Linked DNA regions of Homo sapiens: region 2 is linked to region 1. The links are chromatin loops, found by intact Hi-C in ENCODE. Cell type or tissue: natural killer cell. All regions are shown on one strand. Each heading gives the region's core, and the rest is flanking DNA. Links, peaks and the distances in the headings are about the cores only. Region 1 overlaps BACH2 (BACH transcriptional regulator 2). Region 2 overlaps BACH2 (BACH transcriptional regulator 2).

Region 1 (5,383 bases), core at 166-5,165:
AGCAAGAACACATTTTTTGTGTGTATGTTGGGACCATGTCAGTTGTTTACTTTAGAACTAAAAATATTAACTCAATTAAAAGGAGGACTCATTCAACCTGTAAAATAGTCATGAACAGGACTAGCCTTCCCCCCTTGAGAAATACCGCTACTTTTAAAAATACTCTTATTTTTACCTTTAAAAAAGGAATCCATGGCTGGGCGCGGTGGCTCACACCTGTAATGCCAGCACTTTGGGAGGCCGAGGCGGGCGAATCACAAGGTCGGGAGATCGAGACCATCCTGGCTAACACGGTGAAACCCCGTCTCTACTAAAAAATACAAAAAAAAAAATTAGCTGGGCGTCGTGGTGGGCGCCTGTAGTCCCAGCTACTCAGGAGGCTGAGGCAGGAGAATGGCGTGAGCCCGGGAGGCGGAGCTTGCAGTGAGCCGAGATCGCGCCGCTGCACTCCTGCCTGGGTGACAGAGCGAGACTCTGTCTCAAAAAAAAAAAAAGAAAGAAAAATCCATCTTCTGCATTCCTGAACAGTGAAAGAAGAGACATTTACCAAAGCTCTATGCCATTTTGGAAAACATAGCCCCTCTCAGTGGTACAGTTTGGACAGGACAGTTACAGTAAAGTTAAGGTTTTTCCCAATTTGACATCTTAGTTTTCCTAGAGTAGAGGAGGTTAGGTTTCCAAGAACTGTCTCAGGGACTTGCCATGACTGCTGCTCGAGGAGTTGATAACCTGCTTTAGGGAGTTACTTTGACCCTGGTTGAAGTATTATCCCCAGTAATAGTGCTCAAGGCAGATCCTTCTCCACAAGTCAAAACTTGTTTTCCTGAACTGATCCAGAAGAAGCCAGCATCTATTGGGCTAATTCTGCCCTGCCCTGCTTTCATATGGGATCCAGGTGCCTTCTCTTTCAAGTGAACCCCACGGAGACACCAGAGTCAGAAATCAAGACAGGAGTTTCCACCCCTTGCCAGACGCCAGTGTAATACTTCGCGTGTGTTTTCCCAATCTGTCTTCCTCCACCCCGTAGGGAGCCAAAACGTTAGACCAAAAGTGAAGTGTTAACATACCTTGTATTCTGTAAGATGTTGTAGTTATACCGTGTTAAGCAGCCCTTCCATCTCACAGTCGTTGGCTTCTCCCATCCTTTTTAACTGTTCCCTGGCTTCGAGAAAGATCAAATTAGCGCAGTATTATCCTTTATCAATAATCAGCTTTTTAAAATGACATTCTTTTTTAAATTCTAGAACACAGCATACCCAGCCCCAAACATACCAAATTTAACAGGCTTTCTCTTTGCCTACAACAATATACAAATATATATTCACCTCTCTATGGGTTTGGGTTTTATTTTAATGGCATTATGTTGTAGAGTTAGCAGCTTCCTTTTTTCACGTAGCTGTCTACCATGCACGTGGCTGTAGGTCGATCACACAGGGCCAAGACATGTTTCTCCAATATCTCTCGTTCTCGTAAATCGTAGTTCATTCAGCTGTCACTTATCACCAGACATTTCAGTTGTTTTCAGTTTTTCCCTCTGATAAACATTGCTGCAATAAACATTTTGTGACCCTACTGTTAGTAGTGGTGCATTTATTTTTGTGGGTTAGTTTCAAAGATGGGCTAAAGGTTGTGCCCATTTATTAAATACTACCTAATGACCTACCCAAAATGTTGTAGCAATTCACATATTCATCAGCAACTTAGAGTGTCCAATTTCCCCTATTCTTGCCCATACTAGTTGTCACCAGTCTTTTTAATTTTTGCCAATTTGATGGGCAAAAAAATGGTGACTACTAATGAGGCTGACATCTTGTTTTATGTGTATTGAACATTTATATTTCCTTTCCTGTGAATTGCTGGTTTACCTCTTTGCCTATTTTTCTTTTGTATTGTTTAACTTTAAATCAACATGTAGGAATCTTAATCCCTAATATTAGGAATATTAACCCTTTCTCATAAATGTTGCTTAGATATTCCCTTAGTCTGCTTCTTTATTTATTGTACCTTTTCCCATATAAAAAAATATTAGTTTTATGTAGTCAAGGTATAAGTCTTTTTCTTTATGACTTCTGGATTTGCTATATTCCTTAAGAAGTCAGGTTGGGAATTTTTCTCTTCCAGTAAAAAAAAATGAACAAGTCACATAAGTGAAAATCACAAAGCAGTATGCACAAGGTCCTAGTTTGTTTCCTAAATATACACACCATATAAATAAAATCAGCATAGAGAATAAGAAAAAACTGGGAGCACCGTTGGAGAGGAGTGTAGGGAAAGTTTCATTTCTATGTATGTCTGTAATGTTTGAATTTTATGTATGTCTATCTTGCACAGGTTTATTTTTTAAATTAAGACATAATTCCCATATCATAAAATCCACCCTACTAAGATGAACAATTCAGTGGTTGTTGATATATCCACAATGTTGTACAACCATCACCACTATGTAATTCTAAAACATTTTCACCACCCTAAAAGGAAATGCTGTACCTATTAGCAGTTACTCCTCATTGCCCACTCCCCTCAGCCCCAGGCAACCAGTAATCTACCTTCTATCTCTGTAGATGTACTTGTTTGGGGCATTTGTATAAATAGAATCTTGCAAGATGTGGCCTTCTGTGTCTAGCTCCTTTCACTTTAGCATAATGCTTTGAAGGTTTACCCTTGCCATTGATGTACTCACCAGGTATATTGTCATGTATTAGTACTTTGTTGCTTTTAATTCCTGAGTAATATTCCATAATGTTGATCCATTTTGTTGACTAATACCACATTTTGTTGTTCATTGGTTGAGGGCCATGTGGGTTGTTTCCACTTTGGGGCTATTATAAATAATGCTGCTGTGAGCATTTGAGTACAAGTTGTTTTTAAGACATGTTTTCAGTTATTTCCATAATATTCCTAGGAGTGGAACTGCTAAATCATATAACTTTGTATTTAACCTTTTGAGGAGCTACTAGACTGTTTCCAAAGTGGCTATACCATTTCAAATTCCCACCAGCAGTGTATCAAGGATCCAGTTTCTCTGCATCCTCGCCAACACTTGTTATTGCCCATCTTTTTTGTTAGTGCCCTCTAGTGGGTGTGAGTAGTTATGGTTTATCTCATTATGGTTTATAGGTTTGTTTTTAGATGTTGGAAATTATAGAAAATTACAGTCATTTTCCAAAGTAGTAAGCCTCTTAGTAAGACAGCTTTGTAACTGGACCATTTCTACTTAATTGTAGATTTTAGTAAAGAAGCACCACAGAGAGTTTCTTTGCACAGTCAAAAGTATGGATTTTTGGACTTGCTTTATTAACATGTTTTACACTGAGAGAGATAAAAGTGTATGAGAGTAAGAGAGTGTGTTGGGGGCAGGCAGGGGGCGGGAGAGAGAGAGAGAGAAGGGAAGAGAGAGATAAAGTCCAGAGAAAACATGGAAATGGTACAGAATAGAAGAGCCATCTGACTCTAACTCTTCCCACCCCAATGCTGACTTTGAGACACATGTTGTATGTAAAATTTTCACAATCATTTTTGTGGTTTGGTGAATCAGGCAAGTTTTTAGAAGTGTCTGTAATTGGTCTGCTTAATAAAAAGAAACCTTGCTGGGCAGCATAGAAATCAGCCATATTTCTAATTAAAACAGTGTTTTTATGTTGTCTAGAACATTGTAAGTGTCTGGAATTCCAAAGCACATGTCTGTAAGACGAAACCATGTGACAGAGATAGATAGGGCTAATAAACAGAAATAATAATACCTTGTATCTATCAGGCAGTTGAAACTTTCCCAGGCACTTTCTCCACCTGTCATCCAGTTGTATTCTTCATAGCAACCCTGTAAGCTAAGTAGGGCAGGCGTTATCGCCCTGTGACTCCTAGATCCTCCAAGAACTTTGGGACAGACAGAATGAAGACTTGCCTGAGATCACACAACTAATTAATTGACGTATCACAACTGAATCCCAGGTGTCCCATATTTGTGCTAGAAACTGGACCATGAGAAGAGGGCGTGGAAGGACAATTGCGCGAGAAACATTTCTTCACCTGGGAGGGGAGATTTTGTCATTGCCATCTGCCCAGCACTGAGCTGGCTGTCCTGGTTCCAGCAGCACTGGAATCATCTCCAATGGGCATATTGCTTCCTCCCTCGACAGCTCCCTGGGATCTGAGGGTCTCCTCAGAGTACAGGCGTTAAAGACTTCGGAGAGCTGACCACACCATCAGTGTCTCAGGGTATCATGCTAATGTGACCCTACTCCCATGGGTTTCAATCAACATCTGGTAATAAAACCAAGAAATGAAGTAGGAAAAAATATTAACAAACTAGTCTTCCACTGAGATTTCTACAGGAAATATTTGTTTCTGGCTTTTTCTGCAAAATTTGCAGCTACTTTCCTGCTTTTCCAGTAAACTTCACCCAGCAAAGCAGAGACACTAGGCAAGCGAAATGTTTGTTGGGTGAGATAGATACAGCACCACTTGATTGCAACTCCTAAAAAAGATGCAGAGAAAACAAAGATCACGGGGAAATCTACCAGAGCAAGAGAGTCATCATTTGGGGATGAGAATTTTTTTTCCCTTCTTTTGTCTTATATTTTATGAAAGCTATATTTATATAATATGTAATTTTTATATAATACTTACAGAATAATCTATAATTATATAATACTTATATAATTTTTCAATGTTTCCTTTTAACTGGGAGGAAGGGGATGATGGTTTAGGCTGAAGAATGGTCGTGGCTGTTGGCAGGGAAGAGAAATAAAGCAGCCGATTTCTGTTTGGTGAGAAGGAAGCACCGGCATTCCAGGGCCCAGCCTACAGCCTCCCCTCTGCCTCGTTGGTGCAGACAGCATGCAAGGAGACATATGTAGGTTCCATGCACTGTCCAGATGTCACACCTGGACCTAAGAATCCCTGGACACACTGCAGGGACTATCCATTTTACTGACTGCTCAGGAGCTGGAGCCTAGCCAGGCGTGGTGGCTCACTCCTATAATCCCAACAGTTTGGGAGGCCAAGGAAGGAAGATAGCTTGAGGCCAGGAGTTTGAGACCAGCCTAGGCAACAGAGCGAGACCCTGTCTTTAAAAGAAAAAAAATGTGTAAAGCTGGAATCTCCAGAAGAACTAACCCTCCTATAGCCGTGCTTAGCAGGACAGGGCAGGTACCGTGCTAAAAACCCACCTCGGTCCTGCTGCTCCTGTCGTGTTCCAGAGGGGGAAGAGTCAACACTTTGCTGGGCTGAATAAAATCAACAGCAGCTTATTGTGCCAACTGTGGCACAGGCCTCTGGTGCCCTGTTTGGCCCTTGGCCTGCTGACTCAGTGGCTGCCCTGATTCTCCGATTCTCCACTGAGAACCAAAGTGGTAGACCCCTGGCTAAAGAGTGGCGCCCATGA
Region 2 (5,383 bases), core at 65-5,064, 170 kb before region 1:
TGCTGGATTTGGTTTGCAAGTATTTTGTTGAGGATTTTTGCATGGATATTCATCAAGGATATTGGCCTGACGTTTTCTTTTTTAGTGTATCTCTGCCAGGTTTTGGTATCAAGATGATGCTGGACTCATAGAGTGAGTTGGGGAGACATTTCCTCTCCTAATTTTTTGGAATAATTTCTGTAGGAATGGTACCAGCTCTACTTTGTACATCTGGTGGGATTCAGCTGTGAATCCATCAGGTCTTGCGCTTTTTCGGTTGCTAAGCTATTTATTGCTGATTCAATTTCAGAGCTCACTGTTGGTCTGTTCAGGGAATCAATTTCTTCCTGACTCAGTCTTAGGAGGGTGTATGTGTCCAGGAATTTATCCATCTTGTCTAGGTTTTCTAGTTTGTGTGTGTAGACGTGTTTGTAATCGTTTCTGATGGTTGTTTTATTTCTGTGTGGTCAGTAGTAACATTCTCTTCATCATTTCTAATTGCGTTTATTTGGATCTTCTTTCTTTTATTCTTAGTCTAGCTGATGGCCTATCCATTTGATTAATTTAAAAAAAAAATCCTGGATTCATTGATATTTTGAATTTTCATGTCTCAATATTCTTCAGTTCAGCTCTGATTTTTGTTATTTCTCATCTCCTGCTAGCTTTGGGGTTGTTCTTTCTAACTTTTTGATGTGAACATTTAGTGCTATGAATTTCCCTCTTAACACTGCCTTAGCTGTGTCCCAGAGATTCTGGTATATCTTTGTTCTCATTATTTTCAATAAACTTCTTGATTTCTGCCTTCATTTCATTATTTACCCAAAAGTCATTCAGGAACATGTTGTTTCATTTCCATGTGATTGTATGGTTTTGAGCAGTTTTCATTGTGTTGACTTCTATTTTTATTGTGCTGTGGTCTGAGAGTATGTGGTTATTTAACATTTGTTGAGGATTGTTTTATGTCCAATTATGTGGTCTATTTTAGAGTATGTGCCTTGTGGAGATGAGAAGAATGTATATTCTGTTGTTTCGGGGTGGAGATGTTTGTAAAGGTTTATCAGATCTGTTTGGTCCAGTGCTAAGTTTAGGTCCTGAATATCTTTGTTAATTTTTCACCTCAATGATCTGTCTAATACTGTCAGTGGAGTGTTGAAGTCTCCCACAACTATTGTGTGGGAATCTGTATCTCTTTGTAGGTCTCTAAGAACTTGCTTTATAAATCTGAGTGCTCCTGTGTTGAGTGCATTTATATTTAGGATATTAGGATGTTCTTGTTGAATTGAACATTTTACCATTATGTAATGCCCTTCCTTGTCTTTTTTGATCTTTGTTGGTTTGAAATCAGCTTTGTCTGAAATTAGGATTGTAACCCCTGCTTTTTTTCTGTTTTCCATTTGCTTGGTAGATTTTTCTCCATCCTTTTATTTTGAGCCTATGAGTGTCATTAAGTGTGAGATGGGTCTCTTGAAGACCACATACCATTGGGTCTTGCTTTTCTATCCAGCTTGCCACTCTGTGCCTTTTAAGTGGGGCATTTAGCTCGTTTACATTCAAGGTTAGTATTGTATGTATGAATTTGGTTATGTCATTGTGCTGTTAGCTGATTATTTTGTTGTCTTGTTTGTGTGGTTGCTTTGCAAGTAACACTGGTCTGTGTGTTTAAGTGTGTTTTTGTATTAGCTGATAGCAGTCTTTCCTTTCTATATTTTGTGCACCTTTCAAGATCTCTTGTAAGGCAGGTCTGGTGATAATGAAGTTCCTCAACCTTTGTTTATCTGAAAAGGATCTAATTTCTCCTTCACTTAGGAAGCTTAGTTTGGCTAGTTATGAAATTCTTGGTTGAAGACTTTTTTCTGTAAGAATGTTGAATATAGGCCGTGAATCTCTTCTGGCTTATAGGGTTTCAGCCTTAGAGGTTCACTGTTAGCCTGATGGGGATCCCTTTGTAGTTGACCTGCCCTTTCTCTCTAGTTGCCTTTAACATTCTTTCTTTCATTTCAACCTTGGAAAATCTGACAATTATGTGTCTTGGGGATGATCTTTTTGTGTACAATCTTGCAGGAGCCACTATATGATTCTCTCAAAAAAATAAATAAATAAATGACATACATTGCAGAAGATGGCCTGGAGAAGAAAAGGATTAACAACAGGGAGACCAGTTTGGGGAGAGACAAAGAGATCTTGGACTCTTATCTTGTTTGATCTGCAGAAAAATAGTCAAGAAGGTAACACTAATAGCCTGATAATGTTATCTATGACTTAAATTTGACATGGCAAAGTATGTACTAGTGACGGAGAATTACAAGTTGTAACACATCATTTCCCTTACCTTACATGTGTATATTTTGCAGTATGCAGAGAGCTTTCCTGCATGGTATCCTACCACCCATTGTCACTCACAGAAGCATCCATTCAGCAAATACTAATTAATCACCTGATGTGTTCCAAGTATTGTCTTAGATGGTAAGGATATGGCATAGCACAAGATTCAAGATTCCTACCCTTGTGGAAACTCACTTTCTGTTTTAGAAATACAGACAACAAACCAGCTGTCAAATTAGTGAACAATATCATTTCAGAGAACGATGAGAGCAATCAGGGTAATAAATGGAGCTATGTAATCCAGAGGAGGGCAGTGTATAGGAAGATGTGTATGGGCAGGTTGAGTAATGCCTAACACAGGAGATGAGACCTAAATGAGGAGAACCCTACCTGCTAAAACCTGGGGGAGGAGCCTTCCAGGCTGGAGCACACAGGATAGGTTTAAAGAGATCCACAGGTCAAGTGACTGGAGAAGGGGAAAGAAAAGGAGTACAGGCATGAATGAGAAAATAGGGGCAGCCAGGGCCTTGCAGGCTTGGGCCTGCACCTCAGATGCTATTCTATGAGCAATGGGACATCTGAAGTGGGAGTTTTAAGCAGGAGAGCGATGTGATCTGACATACATTTTTAAAAGATTATCTGGCTGCTCTGTGGAGAAGGGCTTCTACAGAGGCAAAAGTAAAAGCATAGAGACCATCAAGGAGGCTTTTTTGCAAGCCCGGGAGAGAGATGGTGGTGGCCTGGACAGAAGATGGCAAGCTAGTGCCACAGTTCTCAAAGTGTGGTCTGTGGGTTCCTGGGGGCCCGCAAGATCTTATCAGGGAATGCAAGGTTAAAACTATTTTCACAGTAATACCAAGATGCTGTCTGTCTTTTTCGCAGTATTGACGTGCACTGCTAGTGAAATGTAATGGTGGGGAAAACTGCTGGCACCTCAGCACGAAACAAGATAGTGGTACCAAACTGCTAGTTCTTCACCAGCACATGCTTACAATAGAACAGAATGCCAATTTCACTTCAGAATATCCTGTATGAAGCAGTAACAATTACTGTTTTTATTAAATCTCAACTCTTGAGTGATGTCTTTTTAATATTCTGTGTGACAAAATGGGAAGGACACATAAGCCCTTCTACCGTATACCAGAGTGTACTGGTTATCTCCAGGAAAAACCCGTGTGCAGTTGTTTGAGTCGCAAGCTGAACTGGCTGCTTTTTTCATGGAATGCCAATATGACTTAAAAGAACAACTAACAGACAAACTCTAGTTACTCCAATTTGGGTATTTGTTTGACAGATCTTTTATCAAAAATGAATGAAGTGCCCTGATACTTCAAGAAAAACAACTGACAGTATTTGTTGCCAATGACAAAATTTGAGCTTGAGACAAAAATTAGGATTTTGGAAAACACATAGCTGCTACTGTAGAGCTTGATAACTTCCCAATACATTAAGGACTTTTTCTGACGAGATTGATGGTGATATTAATGAATGTGGAGAATTTGGTATTGGATCATGAAATGTGAAACATTCAAAAGATCTCAAAGATCTCCGAACTTAGTGAACAAGTATTTCCAAATGACCAAATGGGTAATGTTATAAAATTATGCACAGGTGAAAAATCCATTCAAAGCGCAAGATAGACCAATAGATTTTAATATTAACAAAGTAAAAAAAGTTTATTGACAGATTTTCAGGTACCACATTTCAGACTCCACATTTAAAAGCTACCACTTGTTGATTTCTGGTGTAGAATCAGAGAATATCCACAGTTATCAAAAGATGATGAAAATACTTCACCCATTTCCAACTATGTATCTGTGTGAGCTAGATTTTCTTCATGTCCTTCCATCAAAACACCATAGAGCAACATATTGAAGGTAGTACCAGATATGAGAATCCAGCAGTCCTCTGTTAAGCCAGATACTAGAGAGATTTGCAAAAATGTAAAAGTGTTAATTCTCTCACTTATGTTTTGTAAAATGTATTAATTTTCATAAAATATGTGATTTGTGTTAATATACAATGTTTTATTGTATTTCAAATACAATGAATTCTATTTTTTTAAAGTTTTGTTTTAATTTCTAATATGGCACATATCAATAGCTATAACCCACATAATCAAGAACTCTTTGGAGATTTTATTAATTTTTAAGGTTGTAAAGGAGTCCTCAGACCAACATGTCTAAACACTGAGCTAATGAAAGTGGTTCATTTCAAGATGTATTATGGAGGCAGGGCAGATGGAAGTCTATATATTCTCTTTGATTCATCTTCAGATATTTGTCCCAAGCAGCTGTGATGAAAAAGACTGGAAAGAAGCAGGTTTGGAGGGAGGATGGAAACAATAATTGTTTTTTTGGCCATGTTATACTTGAGATGCATGTTGAATATACAAGTTCAGGTGCTGAGTAGGAAATTGGATATGGAAATTCAGGAAGAGGTCAGGGGCAACATATAATAAATTTGAGAGACTTCAGCATATAGGTGACAAAAACCACAGGCCTGGGAGTGAGTATAGTTAGAGGAAAGAGAAAGTCCGTGGATGGAGCTCCAAGATAACGCCAGCATTTAGATGGGGAGCAGAGGAGGAGGAGCAGAGGAGGACTCTGCAGAGGAGGGAGCCACAGGTGAAGCTGATGAGAAGCCAGGACAGTGTGGTGCCCCTGAAGCCACAAGAAGAAGTGGTTTCATGGAGGAAGTTGACGACTGAGTCAAGTGATGGTGAGAAGTCTTGTAAGATGAGAATAGAGAGTTGAGCATGGACTTGGCAAGACGGAGATCATCACTAACCTTCATAAAAGCAGTTTCTCTGGAGTGACAAAAAAAAATCTACAACAGGTTAAGGAAAGAAAGAGAAATGAGGAAATAATGGCAGCAAGTAAAGACAACTATTTTGAGGGTCTTCCTTCAGAACAGGGGCAGAGAAAGGGATTGGTTCTGGAGGAAGCGATGGCATCAAGAAGGGATTTAAGATATGCCAGTGGAAATGGTCCAGGAGAGAGAAATTGATGTCCCAGGGACAGTGAAGGTAAATTCAGAAACAGATTCTCTAAGTGAGAGAGAGGGGATGGGATCCAGAGCT

What was found. Peaks named below come from ENCODE experiments on the same cell type or tissue, not always from the same donor. Only the 100,000 strongest peaks of a DNase experiment are listed, where the experiment ranks them.
Region 2: it touches region 1 in a loop (10-fold over the local background); 8 of 110 quality-filtered maps call a loop at or near these places.

Annotation. Positions count from the first base shown.
Region 1 is chr6:89,942,682-89,948,064 of GRCh38, reverse strand. All of the region lies in intron 7 of BACH2 (BACH transcriptional regulator 2), which reads left to right. Among named protein-coding and RNA genes, the nearest start is that of GJA10, 51 kb to the right of the region's middle. In natural killer cell, for the core only: CTCF peaks have their summits at 2,869 and 3,071 (motif pointing left); a DNase peak (open chromatin) is centred at 3,044.
Region 2 is chr6:90,108,912-90,114,294 of GRCh38, reverse strand. All of the region lies in intron 4 of BACH2 (BACH transcriptional regulator 2), which reads left to right. Among named protein-coding and RNA genes, the nearest start is that of BACH2, 190 kb to the left of the region's middle. In natural killer cell, for the core only: no CTCF peak of the experiment used is centred there; DNase peaks (open chromatin) are centred at 3,104 and 4,984.